2 separate regions of the Homo sapiens genome follow, and region 1 is linked to region 2. A link is a loop called in an ENCODE intact Hi-C map of the cell type or tissue named here. Cell type or tissue: endothelial cell of umbilical vein. All regions are shown on one strand. Each heading gives the region's core, and the rest is flanking DNA. Links, peaks and the distances in the headings are about the cores only. Region 1 overlaps TECPR2 (tectonin beta-propeller repeat containing 2). Region 2 holds the start of ANKRD9 (ankyrin repeat domain 9).

The links. Peaks named below come from ENCODE experiments on the same cell type or tissue, not always from the same donor. Only the 100,000 strongest peaks of a DNase experiment are listed, where the experiment ranks them.
Region 1: it touches region 2 in a loop (6-fold over the local background); 105 of 110 quality-filtered maps call a loop at or near these places.

The regions. Positions count from the first base shown.
Region 1 is chr14:102,432,394-102,443,432 of GRCh38, reverse strand. TECPR2 (tectonin beta-propeller repeat containing 2) reads right to left here. Exons shown (of 20, transcript NM_014844.5): 9 at 8,222-9,198; 10 at 5,228-5,411; 11 at 2,824-2,997. Among named protein-coding and RNA genes, the nearest start is that of ANKRD9, 72 kb to the left of the region's middle. RefSeq lists an enhancer at 3,098-3,605 and a silencer at 5,275-5,324. In endothelial cell of umbilical vein, for the core only: a CTCF peak has its summit at 5,248 (motif pointing left); a DNase peak (open chromatin) is centred at 5,212.
Region 2 is chr14:102,500,512-102,515,679 of GRCh38, reverse strand. It overlaps ANKRD9 (ankyrin repeat domain 9), which reads left to right and starts at 5,904. Exons shown (of 4, transcript NM_152326.4): 1 at 5,904-6,151; 2 at 6,834-7,039; 3 at 7,131-7,205; 4 at 7,738-13,913. The coding sequence starts at 7,791. The coding sequence ends at 8,744. It overlaps LOC105370679 (a long non-coding RNA gene), which reads right to left and starts at 5,637. Exons shown (of 4, transcript XR_007064352.1): 1 at 4,129-5,637; 2 at 2,866-3,302; 3 at 2,346-2,449; 4 at 1,326-1,478. TECPR2 (tectonin beta-propeller repeat containing 2) reads right to left here. Exons shown (of 20, transcript NM_014844.5): 20 at 13,203-15,168. It also overlaps the pseudogene RNU6-244P. RefSeq lists enhancers at 3,897-4,540, 4,541-5,186, 5,187-5,830 and silencers at 5,311-5,360, 5,521-5,960, 6,955-7,116. In endothelial cell of umbilical vein, for the core only: no CTCF peak of the experiment used is centred there; a DNase peak (open chromatin) is centred at 5,779; H3K4me3 peaks cover 1,538 bases; H3K27ac peaks cover 780 bases.

The DNA.
Region 1 (11,039 bases), core at 1,722-9,721, 71 kb after region 2:
GAGATCCTCCCACCTCAGCCTCCCAAAGTGCTGGGATTACAGGCAGGAGCTGCCCTGTCCGGCCGCTTTTTTGTTGTCAAGTTTAATCAACATAAAGTGGTTAAATTCTGCCTAAATGTAACATCTATCTGAAAACAGTTTTAGACACTCTTTGAAAACTGAACAATTCAGAATTATCTGGTGTCCCAATGTAGCTTAAGAAGTTCTAAGAGAAGAACACAAAAGCCAAGAGCAGGAGAGTGGCCAGATGGAGGCCCAAAGGCTGCAGGGCAGAGCAGCTCTTCCAGGCAGAGGGCTGCAGCGCTGCTGGAGTTGGCAGGGACCTGAGGCCTGCAGTCGTTCCTGCAGAGAGCTCCAGCACGGCGGCTCCTCTCTGCTCTGACTGGGTGCGAGGTTCCACTAATAAAATGAAACCCCGAATTTCCCAGATGAAATCTGAGGTCTGTCAAACTGCAAGGCAGTGGCAGGCCAAAGCTCAGGGTCCCTGGCTCCCTGTCCAGGGCTCTCCCCTTGCCTCCTTGTGTTCTGTCAATAAAGTATGTCTAAATGAGCTCAAAGGCTATTCCCAGGGGAGCAGACAGACCAACTGTCGCCTACAACCCTGTATTCCTTGACCTTAGGCCTGCAATTAGGTCTCAGTACTCAAATATGCTCCGTGACTAATCACAGACGCACCTATAGTATTGCAGTCCTTGGGTGATATTTCCTTCCACTAAACTAGGTGGGAATCACCGGCAGGACTTCTTACACGACACACTCCTGAGCAGTCTCCAGAGGGATTGGACCTAATCCAACAGGTCTGGGTGGGGCCACCTCATGTGAAATCACTGTCCTGGTGATTCCTCTGGCACTACTGGTTTAGAGGTCACTCGCTCCTCACCCCCAGGCCAGAAGCACCTCCTGTCTTCCCCATGACCAAAGCTCAAATGTCCTGGCAGCTTAGATGTGCATGTGCCTTGACAGAGCTACTTTCATTTAAAGAAAGACACAGGAACTAGGCTGGAGAGACCTGGGCCAGCATATGGCCTATGAAGCCAGCATGGCTGTGCACCCAGGCCAGAGGTTCTTACACAGCTAGGAGAGAGCCAGCTGTGCAAGAGCTTCAACCTGAAGACTCATCCCCAGCTGACGACTCACAGCAGTGATTAAAACATGCTCCTGAGGCCGGTGGCTCACGCCTATAATGCCAGCATTTTGGGAGGCTGAGGCGGGCGGATCACAAGGTCAGGAGTTCAAGACCAGACTGGCCAACATAGTGAAACCCTGCCTCTACTAAAAATACAAAAGTGAGCTGGACATGGTGGCATGTGCCTGTAGTCCCAGCTACTCGGGAGGCTGAGGTAGGAGAATCGCTTGAACCCAGGAAGTGGAGGTTGCAGTGAGCCGAGATTGTGCCACTACACTCCAGCCTGGGCAACAGAGCGAGATTCCGTCTCAAAACAACAACAACAACATTCTCCTGGAATCAACAACATTAAACGCCTGGAAGACTGATCTTTACATAAATCCAACGTGGCCTCTGGACAACTGACGATAACTCCTGCCCCACAGTCCTTCCAGATACTGATAAATCACATTGCTGGTGGAAGATCCTTCCCCATTCTGCTGACAGTAAACACTGACTGTCATTACAGCTTATTTTTAATAAGCAAGTCCCACTGTGCCCTTCCATCAGCTAAAAACTTCCCTGAGGGCAGCTTCCTGTGACTTGCTGAACTGCTATTTTTGTTTTGTTTTGTTTTGAGACGGAGTCTCGCCCTGTCACCAGGCTGGAGAGTGCAGTGGCGCGATCTCAGCTCACTGCAAGCTCTGCCTCCCAGGTTCAAGTGATTCTTGTGCCTCAGGCTCCCAAGTAGCTGGGATTACAGGCAAGCGCCACCACGCCCAGCTAATTTTTTGTATTTTTTTTTTTTTTTTTAGTAGAGACAGAGTTTCACCATGTTGGCCAGGTTGGTCTTGAACTCCTGACCTCAGGTGATCTGCTCGTCTAGGCCTCCCAAAGTGTTGGGATTACAGGCATGAGCCACCACACCTGGCCTGAACTGCTATTTAGAGCAAATTATGGCCTGGTGTGGTGGCTCACACCTGTAATCCCAGCACTTTGGGAGGCTGAGGCGGGCAGATCACTTGAGGTCAGAAGTTCAAGACCAGCCTGGCCGACATAGTGAAACTCCATCTCTACTAAAAATACAAAAAAATTGGCTGGGCGTGGTGATGGGCACCTGTAATCCCAGCCTGTGATCAGGAAGCTGAGGCAGGAGGATCACTTGAACCCAGGAGGCAGAGGTTGCAGTGAGTCAAGATGGCACCACTGCATGCCAGCCTGGGCAAGAGAGCGAGACTCCGTCTCAAAATAAAAAAGAGCAAATTATTTCTTTTTTTTTCCTGGCCCACGGGTAAGTAAGTATATAGGAGCCGGGCTTTGATATGGCTGAAAAAAAAAATGCAGCCACTTAAACTTTAGCTTAAAGGGGGAAATGAATTTTATGTCCTTCCTCTGTATTCTTACCTCTTAAGATCTAACATTGTAGGATACGTGATATGCGGTGGTTGGCCATAGGAGAATAAGATTCTGTTTCTGTATCTCACCAAATAATCCTATTCATTTTTGCCCTAAATTTGTCCTGGGTTGAGTTTGTGTCAATGCAGGAAACTGCTAATACATGCCAAATGGCAAATACTCTCTTCCCAGAAGTGTCTTAATTCGAATGGATTTAGCCTCTTAATCATAGCGATTGTGGTAAGCATGTTACTAGCAAAGCAGGGTGCAGCAGAGGCAGTGACGGCAGAGCTGGCAGGCCTCTAAGCGTGGCCCGCGGTTACCTGTCTGCAAGTATAGGTCCCCACTGGTCCTGATGATCCAGGCCGTGTCATCGCTCAGGGCCACAAACACTGCCTGGGGCAGGGCTTCGTACCAGTGCCGCTTCCCCTTGATGGTGACTTTCCCACAAGCAAAAGCCCGGTTAGATTTCTGTTCAATCTTCCAGAGAAGGGCTCCTATGGAAATAAAAATTCTATTCACTGTCCAATAAATACTAGAATATATTTCTATACAAAAGTCTTCATGCTGGGCATTGAGGGGAGAAAGATTTCTAAAACACATCCTGTTCTGTCCCCCCAAGTGGGGAAAGAGGCCACCAGACCCAGGTTTGGGCCCTTGGCCACCACCCAGTGGCTATGCAGCTTCAGGCTCCATGTCACCGCCCGTCTCCAAGCTTCACTTTCCTCCTGGGCCGTGGGGATCATCTCCACCTTACAGGGCTGCTCTAAAGACTGCAGACGGAAGCAGATCAACCACATGGCCACAGAGCTGGGCACATGACAGGCGCTCCTCACACGGGAGGAGAAACACTGATGACATTATTAGGTTTGATAAGTCTCCAAATAAACATCCTAAGCACAACTAGTGCCCTAGGAGAGGCTGAAAAAGTCCTTTAGGGATTCAAAGAGAAGGATCAGTTCTGGATGAGCTGAATGGAAAAGGTGCACAGAAGGAACACACTTGCACTGAGTTGGCCTGTTTTCACTGTGAAGAGGACTTTGATGAAGAGATGGAGGAGGAGAGAGGAAAGGGAAGGCAGGATAGCGCTGCAGCTGGAGGCCTGGAGCAGGCCGACGCAGGCAAGGCAAGGGGCCACCAGTGATCACCGAGTGTCAGCTGGGCTGGACTAGAGGGCCTGTCGAGCATCTCTGCCTGTGGTGCCCCCGGCACAAGGGCTCTGCTGCCCACCAAGGACATGGGACTGGGCCCTGAAGGACGCCTCAACTGAGCAGGTGAATCTCATGGAGATACAGAGTTCCCGCTAGCACAGTGAGGGACCAAGGGGCCTGGGAATACAAGTAACTAATATAGTCAGGAATAGAACCAAAGTTCTAAAAGGCTAAGGAGACAAACCTGAAGGTAAATGATACCAACGAGAAATGAATTAAAACACACAACTGTGTAATGACAGCTTGTGGAGTGGGTTGTTAGCCAGTCTCTAAAGAAAAATATTTTTCAAACAAACAGTGAAAGCAAGCAAGAAAAACAACGCTGAACAAACTAATATTTTAAACAGTGACAGAGACCAGGGAGAATTAAGGGAAATTCATCCCGAAACACAGTGAAGTTACAGAGAACAGACAGGTCCCAAGCCACAGACTCAGCTTCGGCTTCGTCTGACTTCTATTCCAATGTCCTGACAGTAAACCAGGCTGCTTCAAGGCAAAAGTGTCCCCACTGGCGTAGGTGCCGACGTGGCCAACACAACCTTAAGAAAAAACAAGCAAAGCCGGGCGTAGTGGCTCTCACCTGTAATCCCAGCATTTTGGGAGGCTGAGGCGGGCGGATCATGAGGTCAGGAGATCAAGACCATCCTGGCTACCACAGTGAAACCCCGTGTCCACTAAAAAAATACAAAAAAATTAGCTGGGCGTGGTGGCGGGTGCCTGTAGTCCCAGCTACTGGGGAGGCTGAGGCAGGAGAATAGTGCGAACCTGGGAGGTGGAGCTCGCAGTGAGCTGAGATTGTACCACTGCACTCCAGCCTGGGCAACACAGCAAGACTCTGTCTCAAAAAAAAAAAAAAAAGAAAGAAAGAAAGAAAAAGCAAGCAAATGATTCCATGCAGATATGGGAGGTCTTCCAGCTCAGGAGAACATCGTTCAGGAAACACCAGCTCCAGTTCACTAACAATGGCCTAACAGCAGCATGAAAGAATGAATGGACTTTCCTTTTAGAGTCAGGGAGTAGACTGTTCACCCACAGCAGAGAGCTCATTAAAACAGAATTCCTAAAGAGGAAGCCAAATAATTGGAATATATCTAACATATCCATAGGCCCGTCTTCGTTAGTTCGGTTGCTTTAAAGCAACAATGAGAAAGAGAAACACGTATTATTTTTATGAAGAGTTAGTATATTAATATCCCTAAAAAAGTCCCTCAATTTTCAAACTTTTTGTCTAGCTTACAAAAATACGATCAGAGCTTACCATTGCAATTAATAAAGAAAACAAAAACTCAAACTGAACACCCATTTACACTACGAATTGACATCCAATGAAGCAATTCACGTTCTTTGGAGACAACCCCTCAAACGTTCCTGAAGAGGCAAACCTGGTGAACGCACGGCAGCGTGAGCCCAGAGCTGCTGCAGGGGAGCCCTGTACTAAGATGTCTGCACCCCGGGGGCGGGGAGCAGGAGCGGCGAGCGGGAGCAGGGAGCGGGAGCAGGGAGCGGGGAGGCGAACCTGAGGGCGAGACTGCCACCTGCTGGACAGCATCTTCAAACTTCTGCCAGCGCAGCCCGGCGCCCGGCAACGCGCTGCAGAACAGGCCGCCTTTGTAGTCCAGGCACCAGATATACTTCTCGGAGACCACCAAGCTGAGGATGCCATAGCCGGGACCCGAGTAGCCCATCCAGCTTTCTGCAAACTAACAAGGGAAGAGCCAGTGAGTTCTGTGGCAGAGGACACAGCCACATTTGGCTTACTGTTCTCAGTAAGAAAGGTGAGAGGATATCATTAACACGAGACGGTAAAACGGGTCAGCAAGACGCCAAGTCAACCCTTCTCCCAACCCCTGCTATCTGTGGACACCCCTCTACTACAAACCTTCTGAGACGCGTGCTGCTGTCTCCCTACAAAGACTCCCTGGAGTCCCTGGATGACATTTTCTCCTGTTCTAACACCTTTGCAAATGTAACGCTTAGAGCATCACATCACGTTACGAAGGAGCTGCTATTATTCTGCAGGCATACCTCACCTTACACAAAGAGCCAGGTTCTTCAACATTTGGATGCAAGTCAATTTTTTGTAGTCTAATCATTACAGAGGCACTGGATATATGGCACTACCACTGTCTTTCTTTTTTCCACCATATTTTCTTTTTTTTTTCCTTTTTGAGACAGAGACTCGCTCTGTCGCCCAGGCTGGAGTACAGGGGCACAATCTCGGCTCACTGCAACCTCCGCCTCCTGGGTTCAAGCAAGTCGCAATTCTCCTGCCTCAGGCTCCTGAGTACTTGGGATTACAGGCATCTGCCACCACACCCGGCTATTTTTTGTATTTTTAGTAGAGACGGGGTTTCGCCATGTTGGCCAGGCTGGTCTCGAACTCCTGACCTCAGGTGATTCGCCCACCTTGGCCTCCCAAAGTGCTGGGATTACAGGCGTGAGCCACTGTGCCCGACCTTGCTAGAATTCTTTTAAAAATCAAAGCTAAATAAAGTCTTTGTACTTTAATACTTTTCAATAAATGCAAAGAAGATAAATGTATTTGTACAGATACCCACATAGAAGTTAACTACTTCAAAGAAAATGGTGCCCAACTCTTCTCAATCCAGCCCTGCTCACCATGGCAAGTCTTACTTCCACACCGAACCTCCAAATAAAAACACACCATAAAATTTCTTGGCTTCCCAGCTACCTGGAGTGGGATGAGGAAGGGAGGAAGTTAGAGAGTCAGGGGCTCAAAGGGCCAGGATCCCTGTCACCTAAGTGAGGGCTTTCCTAAATTTCTGGCCTAGAATTCCAATACCCCACCCCACCGACAGTCTGCCTGGCTAACGCCCAGACATTAGGGGGCCATGCTGCTTGCGCTTCCTGCAGCCCTGTACTTTGCTCAGTACCCTCACCTGAGTCCCACTCAACTGCGAGGATGTGAACATGTACCTGGCTCCCCCTCAAGACTCTGAGGCTCAGGAAGATGGAATCCACAACTAGCTGCCATCTGCACTGTGGTCCCCAGCATAATCACAGAGGCTGACAGTCAAGGCCACTCAAGAACCACTGGGTTGAAAAGATAAATGCCGGATGACTGAATAAAAGGCCACCCTTGGCCAGGCACAGCAGCTCACACCTGTAATCCCAGCACTTTGGGAAGCCGAGGCAGGCAGATTGCTTGAGCTCAGGAGTTCGAGACCAGCTTGGGCAATATGGCAAAACCCCTTCTCTACAAAAAATACAAAAATTAGCTGGGCATGGTGGCACATGCCTGTAGTCCCAGTGACTCAGGAAGCTGAGGCAGGTGGATCACTTGAGCTTGGGGAGGTCGAGGCAGCAATGAGCCATGATTGCGCCACTGCGCTCCATCCTGGGTGACAGAGTGAGACCCTGTCTCAGAAAAAAAAAAAAAAAAGAAAGAAAGAAGAAAAAAAAGCCAGACTTATGGCGTTTTGTCTCAAAACAAGTAAGCAGCATGTTTCACTTCTGAGGCATGACAGCACAGAGGGTGAGTGAGGGGGTCCTGGGGCCCGCCCTTCATTTGCTATGTGACCTTGTGCAAGCTGTCTAGCTGTTCTGTGCTTCCATTTTCTCCTCTGTAAAATGGGGACAAGAAGAGTGCCTATTTTATAGTTCGTGTTTAGAGAAGTAAAAGAGTTAAACCTCTAAAGTGCTTTGTGGGATACCTGCACATGGTGAGCACTGACAAAGCGTCACACTGCTAGCACTGACAGAAGCCAGCGTAGACTGTGGAAAGCACACGTGGCTGTAAGTGCGCAGCCATAATTCATACCTCACATCGACAGTTAGTAGGAGACAGGGCAAGACACAGTTTTGAAACAAATATATCTAGTAATAATTACTTGCTAAGGGAAGTAGGCACTTTTAAAAAAATCACTTTTAATATAAAATGCTCAAGGACAGTTAAAAGTCATCTCCTAGTTACATGTGCTGGGTGGACCTACAAAGACTGGTTACTCCAAACTGGTTCCTGTACAGCTCGCAGGGGAGCCTTGGAGCCACTGTTCGGAGGTTGAGGAGACAGCAGTTCTGGAAATGGCCTCGTGCTCTTGCAGATGGTTCCTTGGAGGGGTGTGAGGAGAAGGACAGGAGACTCCCTGCCTCCAAACTGCTCAGAGCTTTCTCTACTCCACAGGTGGACAGTCCTCTGCCCACTGGTTTTCTGAGATGGCCCCAGGCCAATTCAGCCCTGCCCTACGATGGCTAACAGTAAGTGCCTACACCAGCCTGCACTTGTGGGGTCAGAGGAAACAGCAAGACGCTACCTTGGTTGGGGAGGCAGGTTACTGAGCAGGGTAGAACAGGTCAGAAGTAGTTCAAGCCATTCATAGTCCCTGTGCTGGAAATCCCCTGAAACCCAGACTTGAAAACAGAGTTGGCCTACGGATTTTGCAGTAGGAATAGAATTTCTTTCCATGAGAAGGAAAATAATCAGTCTTGACAATTATTACCCTTAAGAAAGAAGCCTCAGCTACTTTTCCCACCACCCGAACCCACATACCTGATCTGGCTTGAGCAGCCCGGCGTCCTCTGCACCCAGCCGGCTCAGGTCCTGCTGGGAGCAACTAGGTCCGAGCTCTGTCACACTCGTCTCTGAGGATGAAGAAGGAAGCCCGTGGGCATAGATGTCCTCCTCATCGCTGGACGTCAATGTCTGATCCCGTGGAGGCTGCTCAAGCCAGGGCTTGTGAGTGCTGGCTGCCAAGGCAGAGACCGGAGTCAGCTGTCCTCCCACACTCCCCAAGACACGTTCAGAAATGGGTATTTCTTTCTGACCTGTGTCATCATCAGTGACAGCATGCCAGAGATTTGTGCTGAGGTGGCCAGAGGCCTCCATGCTGGTTAGGATGTCCTGCTCTTGGCTGGGCTCCACGGGGCTGCCTTCATCAGCTCTGGTCCCAGGCAGCCACTGTTCAGCACTTGGGGCCCAGCTGAGGCTGGAAGGCACAGTGAGTGAGTTCAGGAGGGGGACTTCACAAAAAGTGCTTTGGGGGCCAATGGGTTGGATGTCTTCCCCATCATGCGCCCCAGGAGAGCTGTCCTGTTCTTGGAAGGGTAACTGTGTGCTATTTGGTCCATCATCTGCAGGACACGGCTCATCTCCGAGTCCCGTGACATCACTGCCTCCCACATCTTCCCTCGCTCCATTGAGCAGCTCCCGCCCATGTGCATGGTGACAGTGTGGCATTTCAGTTCTAATGTCATCTTCCTCAGCCAGAGAATCAGGCATTGATCCTGACACCTCCAGGACATTAAACGTTTCGGGGTCAGTATTTTCCTGTGGGACACCGTTCACTTCACCATTGAAGCTGCTTTCCTGGTCTGGAGACTCTGCACTTAACTGATCCACGCTACTGCCCAGGACACTTGAGGTCATCGACAGCAAGTCTGTGTTCAAGGACTGGGGACTGTCCCCAGGAAATTCGGAGCAGGGTGTCGATTCCAGGGAGCTGTGACAGGTGCTCCTGCTTCCACCTTCTAATTCAGAATAAGAACATTCAAAATAAGGCACGGTTCTATATGATTAGTAAGAGACTAACTTGCACACATATTTTTGGCTCAAGAAAAAAAATTTTAAATAAAGGATATTTGGTGAATGAAGAATAAACCTCTTAAGTACAAATAATCCCAACAAAGAGATGCTTTCTATGCATGCAAGTACTGAACAAATCCATGGGTTTGAGGGCAGCTAAGAAAAACCAGGGGACAAACTGAGATGTTCACCTGGGTCACAAACCAATTCCTTATAATTATTAAAATGCTTAGAAATCTAATAACATTTCCTTCAGTGTTGCAGTCATCTTAGCTAGAGAGGATTAACAGGAACCAAGGAGTAAAAGGTTTGAAAAATTCAGTGTTACACAGCCATAACAAAGAATGAAATCTGGGCTGTGCACGGTGGTTCACGCTCATAAGCCATCCTAGCACTTTGGGAGGCCGAGGCGGGTGGGCCACCTTAGGTCAGGAGTTCAAGACCAGCCTGTCCAACATGGTAAACCCCTGCCTCTACTAAAAATACAAAAACTTAGCTGGGCGTGGTAGTGGGCACCTGTAATCCCAGCTACTCGGGAGGCTGAGGCAGGAGAATTGCTTGAACTTGGGAGGCGGAAGTTGCAGTGAGCCGAGATCGCACCATTGCACTCTAGCCTGGGTGACAACAGTGAAACTCTGTCTCCAATAAATTAAAAAATAAATAAATAAATAAATAAATAAATAAAAATAAAGAATGAAATCTTGTCCTTTACAGCAACATGGATGGAACCGCTGGCCGTAATCCTAAGCAAATTAATGCAACAGGAACAGAAAACCAACAGCATGTTCTGACTTGTAAGTGGGAGCCAAACACTGAGCACGCATGGACATAAACATGGGAAGGACAGACACTGTGGACCTCCAGAGCGGGAGAGGAGGCGGCATGGGTCAAAAGCCACCTACTGCATACTGTGCTCACTACCTGGGTGCTGTATACCCATGTAACAAACCTGCGCATGGACCCCCTGTATTTAAAATAAAAGTTGAAAAAAAAAAAGAAAAAAATTCAATGTTAAATCCCATATTTGGTAGCATATTCAACACTAAACATAAAATGTCCCAAGTATTTACCAGCATAGATCTTCTGGTTTCCACAACTTTCCACCCAGGCTCACAGAATCTCTGATTTAATCAATGGTATACATGGATAAACCAACACTTTTTTTTTTTTTTTTTTTGAGACGGAGTCTTGCTCTGTTGCGAGGCTGGAGTGCAGTGGCGTGACCTCGGCTCACTGCATCCTCTGCCTCCCAGGTTCAAGTGATTCTCCTGCCTCAGCCTCCCGAGTGACTGAGATTACAGGCACATGCCACCAAGCCCAGCTAATTTATGTGTTTTTAGTAGAGACGGGGTTTCACCATGTTGGCCAGGATGGTCTCAATCTCTTGACCTCGTGATCCGCCTGCCTCGGCCTCCCAAAGTGTTGGGATTACAGGCATGAGCCACTGCGCCCGGCCCCGACATTTTAATTTAAATACTAAAAACTATGCCAGGCGCGGTGGCTCACGCTGTAATCCCAGCACTTTGGGAGGCCGAGGCGGGCAGATCACCTGAGTTTGGGAGTTCAAGACCAGCCTGACCAACATGGAGAAACCCTGTATCTACTAAAAATACAAAATTCGCTGGGCATGCATACTCGGGAGGCTGAGGCAGGAGAATTGCTTGAACTCAGGAGGTGAGGTTGCAGTGAGCCGAGATCGTGCCATTGCACTCCAGCCTGGGCGACGAGCGAAACTCTGTCGCAAAAAATAAATAAATAATATAAATACATAAATAAATATTGAAAA
Region 2 (15,168 bases), core at 2,573-10,572:
GCAACATAGCAAGACCTGGTGTCATGTCTACAAAAATAAAAATTAAAAAATTTATTTTTTGTGTGTGGTGGCCATGTGCCTATAGTCCCAGCTACCTGGGAGGCTGAGGTGAGAGGATCACTTGAGCCCAGGAGAGTGAGGCTGCAGTGAGCTATGATTGCACCACTGCACTCCAGCCTGGGCAACAGAGCAAGACCCTGTCTCAAAAAAAAAAAAAAAAAAAAAAGCAAGAGAACAAAATCCACAGCAGTGAGCATTGTATTGTATATGTAACTTAGTACACAGGCAGGTATTCACCTGTGATAAGATGCCTACAGAAGGATCTGCCGGGCCCCCAAGCATGTGAGTTTTCCCTGCTGGTGGGGCAAGTGCCTGAGTCCTAACCCGGCCAGCACGGGCTTTCCCAGTCTACTCAGTTTTCGCCAGGAGCCTGTACACGTGCTGATTCCTGGCAAAGCTGAATGTCTATCTCCACGTGTCTGTTGGCCAGCATGTGGATAACCTATGGTGCCCTCGCCCATCTTCCCCCGGGCCGATCTTCCAGCTATGTTGGGGGCTCCCTGCACACTTGAGACGCCACTCCTTGGCTATACATGCTGGACCCTTCGGCTCCCAGGATGTCCCTTGTCTCCACTGGTTTTGTCCTGTCTTTGGTCTGTACTGGCATCCCAAAGCTGAGCCTTGAGAGACCAGCTGATGGGGCTGCAGACGCGGTGGGGCAGAGCCCAGCCTGCCACCGTAGGAGGGAGTAGTAGTGGCTCCTGGTGCAGGTGCCAGTCTTAAAGGCCAGGTGAGCTTTGGTCTGGTCTGGCCAGGCAGTGGAAGGACAGAACCTGCATGAGGTGGGGCAAGTGTTGGGACACCCCCAGGCTCTCACCCGGTCCTAGCCACTCCGCATGCTGGCCTTGCCAGTCTTGCCACATGAAACACCTTCCCTCTGACACCCAAAATCCACCTGACCCATGTCACAGATAAGTGACTGGTGCTCAGCCCAGTCCCACCACTGGTGGGTGGCTGATTAGGCGGGATCCAGCATGTCTGGTGCCAGCCCCTCCCTGAGGAAGCTGCCTGCCCTCCTGCCTGCACCTGTGGTGCCTTCCTGGCCGCGGCCACCTGTCCCATCCCAGTTGCGCAGATGGCAGGCTCCGCAGGCCTGGCTGGGTGGCAGGGGCTCAGGTCAGAGAGGATCTCAGTGTAGTCAGCAAATGAAGCCCTCTCCTCCAGCCCCCTCCCCACCATCCACCCCTTCCTATTCTCAGCAGATGGCCTTGAAAATAGAAGCCACCAGAGCAGATGTCTCCGAGCACCTTTACCTGTGCCCTCCTCTGTGTCTGTGCCCAACATGCTGCCCCCCCCCAAGAAGAACTGCCCATGTCGCCAGCCCAGGGTACCCCTCACGTGTGGCAGGCCCCACTCCAGCCGGCCTCCTCCAGGTTATCAGCTGGCCTGCATCGTCAGCGTTTTTGCCCATCAGCGCACTGCACACATAATGGACACACAGGACACACAAATGCAGGCTGCAGCATGCTGCCCACGCACACGCATGCACACACAGCGTGCCGCCCATGATGCACAGATGCATGTGTGGGCCTACCCACGTGTCTGAGTGCACATACATGCATGTGCACGTGTGTTATCTCCACCGTTTCATTCTTTAAGCCTGCCCCTTCCTCTCCTGTCCTCACAGCTCTATCCCGCTCCCCGCTTGCTCCTGAACTCTCTCCAAACAGGTTTCTCCCCTAACCCCATGACATTCTGTAAAGGGCACTGTGACCTATGGACCGAGTTTTGCTCTTGTTGCCCGGGCTGGAATGCAATGGCGCGATCTCAGTTTACCGCAACCTCCCGCCTCCTGGGTTCAAGCGATTCTCCTGCCTCAGCCTACCGAGTAGCTGGGATTACAGGCATGCACCACCAGGCCTAATTTTGTGTTTTTAGTAGCGACAGGGTTTCACCATGTTGGTCAGGCTGGTCTTGAACTCCTGACCTCAGGTGATCTGTCCGCCTCGGACTCCCAAAGTTCTGGGATTACAGGTGTGAGCCACCACATCTGAATCTGTCCCAGCCGACCGCTCCCTTATTTTTGGGACACCTTGGCTTCGGGAAGCCCTGTGCCTTCTTGGCCCCAAGACCCTCTCCCACCTCCTTTCCTGGAAGCCCCGGCTGGGGCCTCGGGCCTCTCACCTCCCATCCCTGGTGCCTCACACTCCAAGCGCCCTCTTTATACTCATGACCCCATCTCCAGGGCCATGGACACCTCTTGGCTCTGCCATCTTCCAGGTGCTCAGCTTTCCCCTAATACCCGGGAGGCCTCCTAGATTCTCCTCTTCTGCTCACACCCTCACCTATAGGTCAGGGGCCTGGCAGGAGGCGGCACTTCTCTCCAGGGACCCCTGGTGCCCTCCGCCTGCTCCAGCACAGTTGGCTTCAGTGGCTGCGGCCTCTCCGTCTCCCTGCAGTGCATACTCAACTAGAGTTGTCGAGAAAACCTAAGCCGGCCATACCACCCCTCCGAGGGCCCTTCCCACTCCCCAGCGTCCTCACACACTTTCCGGGGCCTCTGTGCTTGCAGCCCCAGCCTCCCCCTACTGCCTGTGGCTCCCTGCCTGGGCACACACAGACCCCTGCCCTGGTGGGACAAGCCCTCCCAGAGGAAGAGGAGTGTGCCTGGGTCAGGTCCCAGCAGGAGCATGATGGGGTCAAAGGTCAACTCCTATCCCAAGATGGCAAGACCCCCCTCCGCCCTCCACCTGGGGCTTCCTAGGTGTTTGGAAGTCATGCTCTGCCCATTCCCCTGCCCCAGCCACCCTCCCCGCAGCCCATCCTCCCTCCCTGAGGAACCTGCCCCTTCACAGCTGTTCACACGTCCCTGGGCAGCCTCTAGTGCAGCAGCGATGCCATGAAACCACCGTGGAGGGCACCATCAGCCTTGGCACTGCTGCCTTAGGAGGTGCAGCATGTCCACACTCATGCCCACAGGGGACAGCTTTCATCAGAAGACACTGCAGCAGAGATGGCGGCTGCAACCCAAAGCAGGGGGTTCCCCTGGGGCTGGATCTAAAAGTGACCTCAGGAGAAAAAGGCAAGAGGCTGAGGTGAGGCAGTGCTGTGGAGCCCCATGGCAGGGAGTGTTACTATGTCTGCTGCCACTTGCACTTACAGTGGGAAAGACGCACGCGGACTCACACTGAGGCTGGCTGGGGAGGGAGGGGACAGGCACGCAGGGCTTCCGATCTGCCGTGTGTTGCTCCTTCAACTGGGTCCCGGGCTCCCAGGCATCATGATGCTCTTTGTATGTGTGTCTAAAATAATTCACTAGTGAAACCACTTCCCAACCCCTCCACTTGGGCCTCAGGGGAAAATCCAGGATCCTTGCCGGGCATTCCAGGCCCCATGGGACCTGGCCAGTCAGGTGGCCTCTGCAGCCTTTGTGTCACACTCCAGACCTTGGCCCCTGCTTTGCCCTCTGCCAGAAATGCCTCTTTCTGCCCATCTGGACTTTGTGGCTATGTCCATGTCCACAGGAAGCTTCTAGGCAGCAGAGAAACAGGGTCAGACTTGGCTTTTAGAAAAAGGTCTCTGGGGCAGGCAGATCACTTGAGGCCAAGAGTTCGAGACCAGCCTGGCCAACATGGCAAAACCCCGTCTCTACTAAAAATACAAAAACTAGCTGTGAGTGCTGGTGCATGCCTGTAATTGCAGCTACTTGGGAGGCTGCAGCATGACAATTGCTTGAACCTGGGAAGTGGAGGTTGCAGGGAGCTGAGATTGCACCACTGCACTCCAGTCTGGGTGACAGAATGAGACTTTGTCTTGGGAAAAAAAAAAACCCTCTGGGATCCCCAGTGAGGAGGGCAGGTCAGGGCACGGGGGCAGGGAAGACATCAAGGGGTGGAGAGAGACCCGCCCTGAGGCCCAGTGCACAGCCTGGCATCCACTGGTGCCCTTTCACCCTCATTCCACCAGTAGCCATGGAGACGGCTGTATCTCAACTCCAGCCTTCGAAGAGGGCAAGAGAGCAGGGGAGCCTTGAGCCACAGACAGCCCACATGGGCACCATCTCCCCAAGATGTCCCCCAGGGTTTGGGCTCCCAAAGGCCGATTGTTGACTCCAGGACCTTCACTCACTTTGCTCTCCCCACCATCGTACTCAGAGGCATCCAGAACCGGCAGATGGGAGAAGCCCTAGGGAGATAGGCCTAGATACAGGAGGAGACATGTGGAGCTGAGGCAAAGGCGGGTGCGGATGCCAGGCCCAGTGCCCTCTATACCCCTACTCCTGCTGACAACCTGGCTGCTGTAAGCTTGGCAGTTGCCATGGACTCCCTGGGAGAGATGGCGTGGCCTGGAACGTCCCCCGCCCTGAGGTGGGGCAGGGCTGGTGGGGTCTGGTCATCCCCCTGGTGGGTCCATGCATGGCAGCCTGGGCAGGATACATGTGAGTGCCTACCTGGGCTGGGGTGGCCTGACCCTCTCTGGGCCTCACAGCTTTGTCTGCCTCATGGTACTGTCCACCTGGCCTCTCAGGACTGCTCTGTGGCGTGTGTGCTTAAGGGATTGAGCTCGTTGGGCTGGGGACAGAGGCCTGCCTAGGTCTGTTGAGAGGGCCCAGGTAAGACTTCCACCCAGACTGACTGGCTGGGGCACACAGAGAAGCCAGGACAGGGCTGATTGTGTGTGCAGGGGCGTGCCCTCTGGACGAGGCCCCTCCCACCGGGGCGAGGCAGAGGCCTTGCTTGGTTGGAGCGGAGTGGGGGAGTGGGAGGGTCTCCCTGGTGAGATAGTACTGGAAGGGCAGGGACAGCATTCTAGGGAAGGAACCAGAAAGAGCCCCTGCATGGAATGTGGGGATTTCACCATGAGACCCCGGCTGCCTGGCCTCTGAGAACGTGTGTGGGGGGATTCCAGGTGGAAGGTCGTGTCTGGGAGGATGGGTGGGGGGTTGAGCAGTCATTGCCCCTCTCCAGATCTGCGTCCACATCTGTAAAATGGGCCTAGAATTCCCAGCCGCTGGGGGCGAGTGAGGCCATAAATTAGTTGAGATGGACCCAGGCTCCTAAGCCCCCTAGGTCATGACCCCAAACCTTGGAACCCCCGACGGAGACGGTGGGGGTGGCCGAGGCCCAATCGAATCTATCCCGCCCAGATGTGGGAAGAACCGCAGGGCAAACCCCCGGCTTCCCTCCTGGCCGCTCCTCTCTTTGAGGCCACCTCTCTGAGCCCTGATTTGCTGGCGGGTGAACTGGGGATCATCGTGTCCACTGTGGCTGGTGGTCGTGAAACGAAGTGGAAACATGAGTGTTGAGGCCGAGATGGGCGCAGTGCGCGCTCCTAAACAGCTGTCCCCATCCGTCCGCCCCTCCCTCCCTTGCGCGGGTCAGCTGGAGCGGGGGCGCGCCAGGCACGACCCTGGCCGGGCAGAAGGCGGTGGAGCCCTTAGGGGTCGCGGCTCCTACCCCCGGCCCTCCCATGTGCAGATGGGGTAGCAGCCTGGAGGTTTTTCCCAAGGTCACGTAAGGTCAAAGAAAAGGGGAGCTGGACGCGACGAGGAAAGTCACGCACGGCGGAGGGCGGGCCACCTACGCGCGCGCCCGAGTTCGCAGAGCAGCGGCGCCCTCCCGGGCTAGGGCAGCTCGGAGCTCGGAGCCTTTCTTCGCCCGCAGCTCGGGTTCCGGGAGCCCCGCCCCCGCCCATCAACGCCCCGCCCCTTTCGCCACGGCCCCGCCCCTCCTCTCCGTTCTCCCCGCCGGCGCTCCCTCAAGTTTCTCCGAAGTTTTCCGCGGGTCCAGCGGTGCGCCCCGCCCGCCGGCCAGTGACGTAACAATGGTGCAGCGCGGCGGCCAATGGGTGGTGGCGGGGGCCGGCGGCGCGGGCCAATGGCGGCGGCGGACGGTCCCGCTGTCCTGCCTGGCCGGGGCCGCACTGCGCCGCCCGCCGCCCGCCGCCCGCCGCCCGCCGCCGGCGACGGCACCGCCGCCCTGCGATCCGGCCGCGGCGGCTCAGAGCGCGGCTGCGGCGGGCGCGGGCGGCGGTGGCTCCCTCCCGTGCGTCCGTCGTGGGACCTTTGCCCGCTCGCCCGCGGGGGACAGCGCGCGCTCCGGTCCGCGGCAGGGGCGGGGACGCCCGGCCTGTGGCCCCCGCGCCCCCCATGGTGAGTCCCCGTCCCCCGCGCCGCGCCCGCGGCCGCCGCCCCCTCCTCCTCCGGCACACGCGCACGCAGGTGCAGCCCTCGCTGCGCCGGCCACCTGCGCGCGGACGCCCCGCTCGGCCCCGCGACCCTCCGCCGCCCGACGTCTGGCCGTGCAGGCCGGGAGGGGACGGGTAGGAGGTGGCGGGTGGCCCCGGGCGCGGCGCTGCCTTCGATGGCCCAACCCCCTTATTCACGAGCCGCGGCCGTGACTCTGCCCGGTGACGTGGGGAGGCCGAACTTTACGTAACCCGCCCGGCGCCCCACGCGTGCCGGCACAGGGCATATCTGGGGCCCGGAGGCCCAGGCTTGGGGAAGGGGCTCCAGTCACGGTGTTGCCCACGGGCCACAGCCTACCCGCACCGCGCCGCTCTCTTTAACTCAGTTACTGCCAGTGATAGTGACCCAGTCAGTGTGTGTGGACGCGGCCTGCCTTCTGTCCCAGGCCCCTTGTGACCAAGGGCTTACCCTTGAAAGAAGGCAGTAGGGAGGTTGGGACGGAGCCAGAGGTCAGACGCCTAGGCTCAGGTCGGGGCTGGGGACTCAGAGGGCAGGGTCAGGGCCTAAGCTCGATTGCCTGTGGGTTGGGGGTCCCCACCAATTCTGGAATGAGCCCAAACTGAGACGCAGGGGACCTGAGTTCTAGGCCTGGCTCTGCCGTGGCTTGCTGACCTTGGAGAATTGGAGAAGCTTGTGCCCTGCTGGAAAGTGGGATGGCAGTACCCGCTTCATCTAGTAGTCGGGGAGATCAAGAGAGGTATGGGACCTGAAGAGGATGGCAGACTGTGCAGTGCGGTGCACACCGGTCTCCAGGTTGTTTTCACCCTCCTATCTCCTCCCAGGAGCTAACGTGTAAGCAAACATGTTTGGATAGAGGGCTGGTGCCACGCCCCAGGCTCACCCCGCCCGCACAGCCGTCGTCCACCCCTCCCCTTTCTTACAGATAAAGCTGAGGCTCGGCCAGGGACTGTGATATACCCACATCCCCGGAACTAGGTGATCGCGGTGCAGGAACCAGGTAGGTCTGAGTCTGGATCATGCCTCTGAACAGCCCAGGAAGAGGCTCCAGGGGCCTCCAAGTGGTCTGGGGTCGGAGATCAGGGTCAGGGTTGCGCTTGGGCTGGAGAGTGGATTTGCCTCAGCTTGAGATGTGGGCCCAAGCTTTCTCATCCCCTCCCTGGCCTTTTCTTTATTTGGGGTCGTATGAACCTGGCTTAGGTGGGAACAGAAGCTCTTCCAGTGGGTCCCTGGGTTGGAGAGGGGAGGGGAGATTTGAGGGCATGGGCAGCAAGGGCATTTCCAGCAGAGGTGCCAGAGAGCAAGTCAGTTTCAAGGAGGGAGAACAGGTACAGCTAGATCAAGGATGGAGGCGGTGGTTCTGGGCGTCGGAGAGATGGAGCTGTAGGGTGACTGGAAGGGCCTGGCCGAGGCTGGAGGTAGGTACAGGCCTGGTGGGCCAGGACCGGAGGGGCTGTGTGAGGGGCAGAGGGGAGTCCCCGGGCCTCCCCAGTTTCCCCGCGCCTCACCGTGGCCTCTTCCTTTCCCCGCAGGTGTGCCTTCGCGGGATCCATGCCTTGAGGCCCAGGAACGCCCCGCCGCCAGCATGCCGTGGGACGCGCGGCGGCCTGGGGGTGGCGCGGACGGCGGGCCCGAGGCCTCGGGCGCGGCGCGCTCGCGAGCGCAGAAGCAGTGCCGCAAGTCGTCGTTCGCCTTCTACCAGGCGGTGCGCGACCTGCTACCCGTGTGGCTGCTGGAGGATATGCGCGCCAGCGAGGCCTTCCACTGGGACGAGCGCGGGCGCGCCGCCGCCTACTCGCCCTCTGAGGCGCTGCTCTACGCGCTCGTGCACGACCACCAAGCGTACGCGCATTACCTGCTGGCCACGTTCCCGCGGCGCGCGCTCGCACCGCCCAGTGCCGGCTTCCGCTGCTGCGCGGCTCCCGGGCCGCACGTGGCGCTGGCAGTGCGCTACAACCGCGTGGGCATTCTGCGCCGCATCCTGCGCACCTTGCGCGACTTCCCGGCCGAGGAGCGGGCGCGCGTGCTGGACCGGCGTGGCTGCAGCCGCGTGGAGGGCGGTGGCACGTCGCTGCACGTGGCCTGTGAGCTGGCGCGCCCCGAGTGCCTCTTCCTGCTGCTGGGCCACGGCGCCTCGCCCGGTCTGCGGGACGGCGGCGGCCTCACGCCTCTCGAGCTGCTGCTGCGCCAGCTGGGCCGCGACGCCGGGGCCACTCCCTCCGCCGCCGGAGCCCCCGCCTCAGCTCCCGGGGAGCCGCGCCAGCGCCGCCTGCTGCTGCTGGACCTCCTGGCGCTGTACACCCCCGTGGGTGCCGCCGGCTCGGCCCGCCAGGAGCTGCTGGGCGACCGGCCGCGCTGGCAGCGGCTGCTGGGTGAGGACAAGTTCCAGTGGCTGGCGGGCCTGGCGCCGCCCTCGCTCTTCGCGCGCGCCATGCAGGTGCTGGTCACCGCCATCTCTCCAGGCCGCTTCCCCGAGGCCCTGGACGAGCTGCCGCTGCCCCCATTCCTGCAGCCGTTGGACCTCACTGGCAAAGGCTAGGCCCGGAGCACCCTAGGCGCTGGATTTTGGGACAAAACTATTTTTCAGAGCGTTGTACCGGCACTTTATATATATTGATCTCTGTACGGCACAATCTCTGCCTCATCTGTCGCATGCACTGGGGGCTGGGCTTGGATGGTCAGGTGAGTTCCAAGTGGCAGGTTTTCTGGGTGCAGCTGGGCTCGGGCCTTCAGCTCGCTGTCCAGCCCCTGAAGGGAGTGAGGACTAACCTCCCACCTTGATCTAGAGCCTCGGACAGGTGTGCGTCCCAGATGGGTGACAGCTGAGTGCCGCAGGAGCTCGGTAGGTGCAGGGGTGGGGACTGGCATGTCCAAGCAGCAGGACAGCGTATAAAAAGGCCTGGAAGCCAAGAGAACGAGCTCTGCAGCGTAGGGTTCTCACGGGAGGTCCTGTGCGGTCAGCCTTTTGCACCCTGTGGACTCCGGGCCAGGGAGGGCACACAGGGCTGGCAGGCCCGCGGTGGCTGGTGTTGAGGCATGAACAAATTGTACCGGGTATCCCCCACCCCACTCTGACCACCAGTTCCTCCTTGGATATCACTCCCCCTGACAGGCAGCCCACCCAGGCCTGGATTTGTCCCTGTCTCCCCCTTTTGCTTTTCCCCCATGACTAATGGGCACCAGGTCTTGCTGCTCCTGCTTCTCACCTCTGCAGTGGCAGCAGGCCCCTGGCCCCAGGTGCATGCCGGTCAGTGGGGTTGGATGTGCCTTCCTCCAGGCCTGCCCTCTGTCCAAGCCCGGAGTGGGCTTGGTGGGCTCCCTGGTGGCCCCCAGTGGGTGCCAGGTGGTGCCCGGGGTTATTGAGGGGTGGTTGTATCACTGTAGGGACAGGCTTCTTGCCCCAGCCTGGAGAGCTGTTTTCTTCAGGAAGGTTCTGGAGATGGAGACTTGTTTGCGAATTCACCACAACTCCAGGCTGGGAGGCTGGGTCTCCGCTCTCAGAGCCGAGACACCAGGGAGGATAGCCAGGCTGCCCTGCCTGGGAATTCTGCTGGGCCGTCAAATTCAACCCGCACCAACGTGGGCAGGAGGGCCACAGTGTCCTGCCAGGAGCAGAGGGCTGAAGGTCTGCAGGAGGAAGAACCACTATCCTGGTGGGGGGCACCTGCTGCCCACCCTGCCCCCAGCGTGCCTGGGGGGAGCACACCTGGGCATGGAGGAGTCCAGGGTGCTGGGCCACACAAGAGAGGTGGGGGAGAGGCCTGGACAGTAGGAAGATCTTGCCCAGGGTCCTGGATCCGCCACTCTGGGGGTGACCTTGGACAAACCTCTGCCTTGGCCCTCAGTCTCCCCATCAAGGTTTTTCCATTCAGGAGGTTTTGGGCCATCTTCAGCCACCCTACCAGCCCTGAAAAGGATGTGACTCCTGTTTCTGGGAAGTGTGTGGTGTGTTAGGTGGGCCTACAGCCCTGGTTGTGGGGAGGGAAGGATGGAGAGACAGCACAGTGACAGAGCCCAGACTGCAGGCTGGAGTGAGGGTTCCACTTCCCCGCTGCTGTGTGTCCTGGACCAGTGCCTCTGAACCTTGGCACTTGGGGCAGTGGATATTAACATCTTTCCAAGCCCAATTCTTGGGGCATCAGGGCCTCCGGTCCTCTGGGAGGTGGCAGGTCCTCAGATTGGAGATGCCATGGGGGGGGGAGGTGCCTCTCCTTTGGAGGGTATGGAAGTGGAGACAGGAGTGGCCTGGCGCAGCTGCCGTGGTTCTTAGGGGCTGGGCCCGGGGAGCCCATGGGGCTTGTGCCTAGAAAGCCTGGGCTCCTCACTGGGGTCTAGATGTGCAGACTTCATGTCTCCCCAGCTCCAGCTCTGTTCTCTATAGGTCAGCCTCCACAATGCCAGAGGCCCAGGGCTAGCCCCCTCCACGTCCCTCCTAGATCTACAGCTGCCCCTTTGATGACAGCGCCATTGAGTCCCCTGGGCTGGGGGGGTCATGCAGGGGTGAGGCAGCTGCCTGCCGCCGGTACTCATTGCCTGGCCAGGCAGGACACAGGCTGGCGGGCACTGAGAGTGGGCCCCACGAAATCCATTGTCAGGTTACCAGGATGAAGAACCCAGGCTGGTCGTGGAGTGCAGGGCGGGGCCTGCCGGAAGAATTATGGGCACTGCAGCAGGAGGGCAGCCTGGGCCATTAGCTCCTGATGTCATCGATTTGGGTGAGGGGACAGGGAAGTCAGAGGAAGCTGGCCAGTGGCTCTCACGAAGACTTACAGCAGCGGAGTGGTGCCTGATTCCTAGTACAGCTGCTCCCACTGAGTCTCCAGGGATCTGTGGTTCAGGACCCCCTGCAACCCCCTCCCAGACCCCTGTACTGGTGGGAGGAGAGGACCTAGAGGAAAGGTGCTGGGCAGATAAGCAGCCGAGGGAGGCCCTGGGTTTAGCTTATCAGTCTTCTGGGCCCTCCTGCCCCAGGAAGGGCAGCGAGGACCATGGTGTTGCCCCTGTCATCGTTATCGTCCTGGCCATGAGCTTGCAGGACTGGGAGGGCCGGAGTCAGCCAGGCAGACGGCAGCACAGCATTTGCCTGTTGGCAGGTGGCCTTGGTGGCTTCCCAAAGGCAATCGCTCCACGCAGAACAAAACTCACTTTTTTGGGGGGTGAAGCACCTTGGTTCATTTGTTTAGTTCGTTAATTCCAGCAGTCTGTTTCTAAGGGAAACATGGCTGCAGCCGGTCCTGCCCCTCCACCCACCCACCAGGTGCCCAGTGTTCCCAAGGGCCCCGAATCCCAACCTTATTCAGGCGTCAGCATCTCTGCACCCCAAATGCCTGTTAGGGAGGATAGTGAAGGCTGAGCCCTCCTGGGCTCATCAAAAGCCAGCAGTGAGAGAACACCCCCATCTCTCTGAGGTGACCTTGTAGGGCAGTCCGTGCTGTCTGGCTGGCCTGGGTGAGGTGGGCAGGGACCAAGGCCTGGCGCCTGGGCCTCGCTGGCCTTGCTCTGCGTGCTGACTTCATCCTGATAGTACCTTGATTTTCCTACTGTGACTTCCCCTTCTGTCGACTTCCTCACCAACTTTAAAATTCCGTATTGAGAGCAGTTTCCTAAGTTACCTCAAATCCTATTCAGAAGAAGGTTCTTCCTGGAAGTTGGGAGGGCGGAAAACAAGTTTAGTCACAGAAGACTACTCCATGTTTGAGCTTCTGTTTCAAGGGAAGTGAGTAACTGCCGGAGGAGCCCTGCCCCTCTGCAGTGTGTGGTGTTGCCCTGATACTTTTCAGATTGAGGTGTTACTTACATGTAATAAAATGCACAGACTTAAGTGTATACTTTGATGAGTTCTGATGAATGTCTACATGTGTGTAATCACCACTGCAATCAAGATGGAAGGAAAGGCTGGGCGCGGTGGCTCACACCTGTAATCCCAGCACTTTGGGAGGCCAAGGTGGGTGGATCATGAGGTCAGGAGTTCGAGACCAGCCTGACCAACATGATGAAACCCCGTCTCTACTAAAAATAAAAAAATTAGCCAGGCGTGGTGGCAGGCACCTGTACTCCCAGCTACTCAGGAGGCTGAGGCAGGAGAATTGCTTGAACCCAGGAGGCGGAGGTTGCAGTGAGCCAAGATTGCGCCATTGCACTCCAGCCTGGGCGACAGAGCAAGACTCCATCTCAAAAAAAAAAAAAAAAAAGATGGAAAGACAGATTTCTATTGGTGATTCTTAAAAGTAATTTATTTATTTATGTATTTATTTATTTATTTGAGATGTAGTCTTGCTCTGTCATCCAGACTGGAGTGCAATGGTGTGGTCTCAGCTCACTGTAACTTCCGCCTCCTGGGTTCAAGCGATTCTCCTGCCTCAGCCTCTGGAGTAGCTGGGATTACAGGCGCTGGCCACCACGCCCGGCTAATTTTTGTATTTGTAGTAGAGACTGGGTTTCAGCATGTTGGCCAGGCAGGTCTCGAACTCCTGACCTTGTGATCCGCCCGCCTCAGCCTCCCAAAGTGCTGGGGTTACAAGTGTGAGCCACTGCGCCTGGCTCTTAAAAGTAATTTCTTTCTGCTTATAAAATTCATGTTCACTGTAGAACACTGGGGATTGAGTAGAGAGGTCCGGCCACGATGCAGGGAAACACTGTCTCAAGCGCCCCACCGCCCCACATGGTCCCCAGAGACAGGGCCCCTAAGCGCTCACGTACAAGTAAAGGCGCTGACTGAGTGCGTCATCTGCACGCATACAAGCACTGCTAGCATTCTGGCATATGTTTCTTTCAGCTTTTTTCTGTGCAGATATATATTACATTTTTTTCTGTGTATATTTATATATATATGAAACCAGATCAGTTACACAATTTAGTATTTTTTTAACCTTAATGTAGTATAAGCATTTCCCCCATTGTACTTTGTAAATATGATTTTTAAGAAGTCATTGGTGTCTACTTTGTGATATTTGACTCAACCAGCCTTGATAACAAAGAGTAGTTAGAGACAACTGAATTTTTAAAATGTAAATCTGCTTTATTTTTGGAATAAATAATACATTTACATGGCTGGAAATTCAAAGGATACAAAAAGGCATATACTCCAGGCAACCACTATGACCAGCTGCTGATCACAAGTAGAGAACTTGTTTCTTTTCACCCCTCTTGCTCCTCCCCGGAGTTATGAAAAATTTCAAACCTGCCAAAAGTTTGAAGTTTACAACAAATACCCTCCAACGTTTGGGTTGTCTCCCTCCCCCTTCTCTCCCTTTCTCCCTCTGATTTCTTACAGAACCACGCTTTCATGACCATGCCCGGGAACTTCACGCTGGCGCGGTGAGGTCCTGCGCCTCCGCTTCCTGCACACACGTGCTTCTTAATAGCTGCAGGCTATTTCATGAGAGGAATTTGCTCACGTTAACATGGCTGTTCCCAAATGCCAGGCTGTTTTAAGTGTTTCCTAATTATAAACAGGCTGTGCTGTTTCCCTTGACCTAGGACTTGTTCTTGAGGACAGAAGTGGAGGTGGCGAGATGCAAGGCCTACGTACGGACCGGCTTCCCCAGTAGGGCGGCGCCAATGGGGGGCTCCCAAGCTGCTCCCATCTCACCTCTGCTTCCGGGGTGCTGGGGGTTTGGGCCAGTGTTCCTTCTGCTTTTGTGAAGGGCCCTTACACTCGACTCGAAGTGCTCCTCCTATTGGTTTTTAATAAATATATTTATGGAAAGCTTTATGAATTTGCGAGTCATCCTTGTGCAGGGGCCATGCTAATCTCTGTATCGTTGCAATTTTTGTATACATGCTGCTGAAGGGCGCACTCCTCTTATTGTTGTATAGGTTTTTAAGGTAAATATTCAACATCAATTCCCATTTGTTGCAATTATTTCCCTTCTTTGAGGTTTTTAATTTGCAGCATTTTTACATTTATTTCCTTCTATTTATTTATTTTTGAGAAACAAGGTCTTGCTCTGTCGCCGAGGCTGGAGTGCAGTGGTGTGATCATAGTTCATTGCAGCCTCAAACTCCTGGGCTCAAGTAATCCTCCTGCCTTGGCCTCCCAAGTAGCTGGGACTATAACTGCACATCACTGTGCCCAGCAGCATTTCTGTATTTTGGAGAAATCAAATCTATGTACTTATTTTCCTCTGTAGCTTGTCCTATCACTTTTGAGTTTAGAAAGCCTTTGCCATCCAGAAATCAGACAGTTTTCCCACTGGTTTTAGATTCTTTAATCCATTTAATATTATTTTGCCCAGAGAATGAAGCAGTGGCCACATTAGTTGTGACACCCCCCATGCCCCGCCCCCGCCGCTCCTTAAGCGCATCTGAGATGCCCTCTCCATTCTGCTCCCTCCCTGTGGGCCTTGCTAGCCTGTTGCCTGGCCCTCCGAGGGTCTGGGCCATGCCATTCAATAGAGTGGCCCCTGCTGGGGCTCCACCTGTCATCACTTAGCAGTTCTCACCCGTTTCTTCTTCCCAGGAGTGACGGGACAGTGAGGAGGCATCAAACAGCACAGGTCTGCAGTTCTACAGAGCTGGCTTCCAGTCCCAGTGCTGTGTGACCTTGAGCAAGTTACCTAACCTCTCTGAGTCTCAAGGGGCTAATGAGACTTCCCCTTGCAGGGCTCTGGTGAGAAGCACATTGGGCACAGTCATGGGCATTTGTGGGTACTAACATTATTCCTCCCTGCCTGCCCCAACAAAACAATCCCAGTGGGGATTTGAACTGAAATCAAGCTACACCTATAAATTCCTTTGGAAAGAATGAGGTCTTTCCATAATGTGTGTAGTCCTCCATCCAGGAATGTGGAACATATCTTCCTTTATTCAAGTTTCCTTTTATGCCTTCTGGAAAGCTTTGCTGCTCTTCACACGGCCTGAGGTTTCTTGCTGAGGTCATTTCCTGGCACATGGTGTGTCCTGCTGCTGTGCTGGGCGTCATCTTTTGCGTGTGCTGGTTTCCAGCAGCTCTGGTTTGCGAT